2 separate regions of the Homo sapiens genome follow, and region 1 is linked to region 2. A link is an interaction called in ENCODE POLR2A ChIA-PET data of the cell type or tissue named here. Cell type or tissue: PC-9. All regions are shown on one strand. Links, peaks and the distances in the headings refer to the core of each region. The heading gives the core; the rest is flanking DNA.

What was found. Peaks named below come from ENCODE experiments on the same cell type or tissue, not always from the same donor. Only the 100,000 strongest peaks of a DNase experiment are listed, where the experiment ranks them.
Region 1: POLR2A ChIA-PET joins it to region 2 with 15 read pairs; 3 of 35 experiments call an interaction of 5 or more read pairs at or near these places.

What each region holds. Positions count from the first base shown.
Region 1 is chr17:35,102,304-35,105,218 of GRCh38, forward strand. It overlaps RAD51D (RAD51 paralog D), which reads right to left. Exons shown (of 10, transcript NM_002878.4): 7 at 1,151-1,241; 8 at 951-1,021. It overlaps RAD51L3-RFFL (RAD51L3-RFFL readthrough), which reads right to left. Exons shown (of 7, transcript NR_037714.1): 3 at 1,151-1,241; 4 at 951-1,021. Among named protein-coding and RNA genes, the nearest start is that of RAD51D, 16 kb to the right of the region's middle. In PC-9, for the core only: no CTCF peak of the experiment used is centred there; a DNase peak (open chromatin) is centred at 1,208.
Region 2 is chr17:35,365,667-35,368,581 of GRCh38, forward strand. SLFN11 (schlafen family member 11) reads right to left here. Exons shown (of 7, transcript NM_001376007.1): 2 at 1,937-2,034; 3 at 1,281-1,397. Among named protein-coding and RNA genes, the nearest start is that of SLFN11, 6.5 kb to the right of the region's middle. RefSeq lists enhancers at 2,723-2,772, 2,873-2,915. In PC-9, for the core only: no CTCF peak of the experiment used is centred there; no DNase peak of the experiment used is centred there; H3K27me3 peaks cover 1,194 bases.

The sequences.
Region 1 (2,915 bases), core at 177-2,676, 260 kb before region 2:
CTAGTTTTTGTATTTTTTGTAGAGGTGGGGTTTTGCCATGTTGCCCAGGCTAGTCTCGAACTCCTGGGCTCAAGTGATCCACCAGCCTTGGCTTCTCAAAGTGCTGGGATTACACGCATAAACCAGCGCACCTGGCCTATTTTTTTTTATTTTTTCATGAGGTTAGTTTAGTTAGAAAGCTGGTTAAGTGTGGGCTCACACCTGTAATACCAACACTTTGGGAGGCTGAGGCGGGTGGATTGCTTGAGCCTGGAAGGTCGAGCTGCAGTGAGCTGTGATTGTGCCCCTGCACTCCAGCCTGGGAAACAGAGCGAAACCCTATCTCAAAAGAAAAAAAAAAGAAAGAAAGAAAGTTGGCTAAAAGTATAAGTAAATATGCAGAAAAAGTATTGTATGGAGATATGTAAAAATATTAATATGGTTTCTGTGGATGTGGAGATTGATGACAAATTTGAATCATATTTATTTTCTATCCTTTCTATGAGAAGCATGCAGACTTTAAAAAAACTACCTCATAAGCAGAAAAAGTTACTTCAATAGCAAAAAGATCCATTTATATGAAGCTCTGGAAAAGGCCAAACTATTGGGATGGAAAACAGATCAGTGGTTGCCTGGGCCTGGGGGACCTTTTGGTGGGGTCACAAGACTGGATACAACTATATCCATTAGTCAAACTTCAAACAAGGAGAAAGTTACTCTATGTAAATTATACCTCAATAAACCTGACTAAAAAGAAAAAATGTAGAAACAAAACAAAACAACAAAAAAACAACAAGACGATTCCTGATTCCCTTAGCTATTTATGGTGCAAAGCTGTAGCTGACCCAGGGAAGCTGGGATATGTCCCTTTCCTAAAGGGCCACTTTGGGGTTCAGAAGCTGACATTTAAGGGAAATAAAGAGCTCGCAATAACTAGAAATCAAGTTCATTGGCCAAGCCTGCTTCCTCACCACCACTGCCATGCCAAGGTCCCGGGCCAGGGTCTTCAGCTCTCGGGCCAGCTGCATCATCAAGGCCAAGCCTGCAGGAGGAGGAGAAGCAGAGAGGGAGGGCAGTGGGGAACCAGGGATGGGGCTGGCCAGAGACCAGACTCCAGAGCTGGGAGGCGAGGTCACATTCCACTGGCCCCAGGCTCTGCCACATCACTCACCTTCCCTCTGCTGACCTCCCAGAAGTGGGGAAACCACCGCAGTGACCGAGTCCACAACCACCACCTTCACAGTTCCTGAAGAACCAGTCACCTGAAGGAATGTGGGGGAAGCACTCATGAACCTGTCAGCCTCTAGGACACATTACAGGACAAGCTTGCTTTTCTATCTAAAACTAGTAAGAAATAGCCCCCCCATCCCAAATACAGCAAGCTGCACGGGCATCACAGAATGTCATCAGCAGCAATGTCTCCCTCGTCCCATTGGCATGTGTAACAGACTTCAATGAAGACTTGGGTAGAAAGAAAGGGTTTAAATCACAGGACATCAAAACTACACTAAAGTGGCTGGGCGCAGTGGCTCACGCCTGTAATCCCAGCACTTTGGGAGGCCAAGGCGGTGGATCACTTGAGGTCAGGAGTTCGAGACCAGCCTGGCCAACATGGTGAAACCCCGTCTCCACTAAACATACAAAAATTAGCTGGGCGTGGTGGTGCACACCTGTAATCCCAGCTACTCAGGAGGCTGAGGCAGGAGAATCGCTTGAAACTGGGAGGCGGGGGTTGCAGTGAACTGAGATCACACCGCTGCATTCCAGCCTGGGCGACAGAGCAAGACTCTGTCTCAAAAAAAATAAAATAAAATAACTAAAAACTACATTAAAGTCATCAAATTTCAGAAAGCTCCGCAGAGAGTCCTGAGGCCTCTGGTCATGGATCTCTCAGCAGCCATCTCTCTCCTGTGTCCAGCCTCCCACCATGGTGGTAAGGCCCTTCTTTTCCTTTTCTGACTCCCTCCTTTCTTTCCCTTGTCCTGCTAACTACCACCCTCAAATTCCTAACTTCCTTTGCTGAAGAGTTTAGCCTTCTCTTTACTTCACTGTCTCCTTCTAGATCATGCCTCTAGGCCTCATCTTCCGTATCTAAAATGCCTCCAAATAAATTCCCTAAGTCTTGCTCTGTCACCCAGGCTGGAGTGCAGTGGCATGATCTCAGCTAACTGCAACCTCTGCCTCCTCGGTTCAAACGATTCTCATGCCTCAGCTTCCTAAGTAGCTGTGACTATGGGTGCACACATTGGGTGCACACTACGGGTGCTAATTTTTGTATTTTTAGCAGAGACGGGGTTTTACCGTGTTGGCCAGGCTGGTCTCGAAATCCGGCCTCAAGTGATCTGGCCACTTTGGCCTCCCAAAATGCCAGGATTACAGGCATGAGCCACCAAGCCTAGCCTGTGCCATCTTTCTAACCATAATTTTCTGTCTTTACACAAGCAGGAGAATCCTCCTGGTTTCCCTGGACTTAAACTGTTTTTGATGCTTCTTTTCTCTTCTCCCTTACTTCTTATATCCTGATTCTGGTTCTTTTTCTTTTCTTCTTTCTTTTTCTTTTTTTTTTTTTTAAGACAGGGTCTTGCTATGCTGCCCAGGCTGGTCCTGAACTCCTGGGCTCAAGTGATCCTCCTGCCTTGGCCTTCCAAAGCATTGGGATTTTAGGCGTGAGCCACCGCTCCTAGTCTCAGATTCTTAACCCCTAGAAACTGTGAGATAAGAAATACTATGTCTTAAGCCACTAAGGTTTTGGTAACTTATTATGCAATAATAGAAGATATATCATCTAATGGTCCTACAGTAAAAAATACAGTCTTCTGATCTGGAATTGAGAGGTTTGGGCTATAAGGTTAGTTCTTGCCCTAAATATTTGGTCAACTTTGGTCAACTCACTTCACTTCTCCGGCCTTCACTCTTCTCATCTCTAAAAGTGAGGT
Region 2 (2,915 bases), core at 217-2,716:
CATGGGAAACAAACAACTTACAATGGAAGATTAATACAGCAGACAAAATAAGTAAATCATATCTTCAAGTATAAATAAACTCTCAAAGCATGATGATAAATTTAAAAAGCAGGTTTGCAAAAAATAATATACAATAGAATAGCATTTAGATTAAAATATTTTAAAAACTGTAATAAATACGTTTATGTTTAGTAAAAGGAGAAAAGCATAGTGAATAAAGATGCACTTATTTTTTACAGAGGTTACAATAAGGATGGAAAATAATGAGATTGGAGAATTAAGCCTTTAACTGTACATACAATGCTGTAAGTTCAGAAGAAAAAGCACCTGTACCAAATACATCTCAGAGGTGGGTGGGACATAAATTTTTGTTGTTTTCTTGTCTTTGCACTTCTGGAATTCTGAATTATTACAACATTTTTTAAAAGCCATCCTCCTTCAAATTAAAAAGGTAGTCGGGGGAAAGGGTAGGATTTTATCACAGAAGTAACTGAAATCTGGACTATGCATTCTAAGACAAATAGGTCAGGGAATGAGGGTGGCAGGGATCGCATTGATAGGAACGAAGTAAAAAGGTGAATGGATTATAGGTCTCAATAAGGGAAATAATAAAGAAGGAGCGTGAACTTTGAAATAAAGATTATGAATAATCAAGATTAAGAATTGTTCAAAAAGATCAATATAATCAACAAATAACCGATATCACTATTTGAAAATTATTATTTAAAACAAAATTGTAAAAAATCAGTACAATCAACAAATACTTTGCATCATTATTTGAAAATTATTTTTTTTAAATAAAAATTTTAAATACAGTCAACAAATACCTTGCATCATTATTGGAAAATTATTAAAATAAAATAAAATTTAAAACAATCAGTAAATTCATAAACTATTTTGAAGTCATCAAGGATATATACAATATGTAGAAGCAGACTATCACAGCCTTATTTTCCTTTCCTACAAAAATCCATCCTATACTAAAGGCTTGGAATTACAAGTCTCAGTGGGTGCTAGTAACTCTGAACAGATAAGGTGGATGTTATTGCAGGTGACAGAAGGAATGAGATGACTGAGGTGTGAAGACATTTAGAAGAAATTTGTTAGATAAAAGTGAAGGCTGGGCCGGGTTTGGTGGCTCATGCCTGTAATCCCAGCACTTTGGGAGGCTGAGGCAGGCAGATCACTTGAGCCTAGGAGTTTGAGACGAGTCTGGGCATCATGGTGAAATCTCACCTCCTCAAAAAATACAAAAATTAGGCAGGTGTGGTGGTACTCACCTGTGGTCCCAGCTACTCAGGCGGCTGAGGTGAGAGAATCACCTGAGCCTTCGAGACGAGATTGTGGTGAACCAAGATCGTGCCACTGCACTCCAGCCTGGGGGTCAAAGTAAGAATCTGTCTCAAAAAAAAAAAAAAGAAGGCTGGCACATCCACATTCTTACCACCTTGCCTAGTTTAGACCCTTGCCTACAAATTTCTATTTCTCAAAATTCCATTCTGCATTCCAAGACCATTGAAACATCTTTGTCAAGTTATTTGTAAAATATTCCTTTCGATGTACAGGGATTTCAAAGTTAAATATTTTCTCTGCCCCATAAACTTTATTGTCAAAGCCAATAGATTATAGTTTTTGGTTGGCAATTGTATTTAAACAGCAACCCCACCATCTGCTTAGATTCTTTTGCAGGCAAAAAAGGCTTAGGGAGCTCTATCTCAAGCTCTTTCCTTAGGATTAAAGGAATTATAATCAGCATCACTTGCACATTTTTTGTAAGGTAGAGATATTGTCCCATATAAATTTGAAATCCTAAATAAAATTAAACTAAGTCAATAAGAAATTAAGAATTCAGAAAAGAAACTCAGTACACTTACAAAAGCACTTCAGAAACAAAAGCACCTGATTCTAGTCAGTTTACAGGATAACTTTTTCAAACCTTTCAGTGTAGCCAGAGTTCCCACCAACACAGTGAATTAGCACCACCTGCTATCTCTTTCCACCAAAAGCAGTCCTGAAGGCTATGTATACAGAAACCTATGTAGACAGAGGTAACAGAGTTCAAGGATTAAGACTCAGTTTTCCTAGGTTCAAATCTCAGCTCTGCCATTTATTAGCTGTACGGTTTCCATTTATTAGCTGTATGGTTTCCATTTATTAGCTGTATGGTTTCCATTTATTAGCTGTACGGTTTCCATTTATTAGCTGTCCCCATTTCTCCCCATGCCCCAGGATCTAGTCCTGCAGGACCCCTGATGGAGCAGTGACTCTGATGTGGACATGCAGGGACAACCACCCCCAAGCGAGGGGCTCAGTGGGTAGCATCTGTGCATTTCTCCCCTGCCAAGAAGGCTTACCTAGTTTGCTCAGCAAACTCCCTAAAAGGTGAGGAATTAGCCTGGGAAAACTTTGCAATGTCAAATTGTCAAGTAGTGCCCAATTTTCTGTATGCTTCTGGGTGGTTCTTATTTTTTTGTTTTACTTCCCCTTTCCTTCCATCCTCCCACCCATCTCCCCTAGATCACAGGGGATTGGCTAGCCTCAGATAGAAACTGAACAGAAAGGGAAATGGGAGGGCAGAACAAGACGGTGTAATAGAAGGCTCCACCTACCATCCCCCTTCTCCAGCAGTGACCATGTGGTGCAGAGAAATCTGTGTGCTTGGGGAAGGGAGGGCACAGCAATTGTGAGACTTTGCATTGAACTCAGTACTGCCCTGTTACAGTGAAAAGCAAAACCATGCTGAATCCAGCATATACCTGCCCATGGAGGCAGAATTTGGACCAGCCCTAGTGAGATGGAAATTGTCCATCCCAGCAGTTGAAACCTGAGTTTCAGCAAGCCTCGCCACTGTAGCTGAAGTGCTAGGGGGTTCTAAATAAACTTGAAAGGCATTCTAGGCCACAAGGACTGAAACT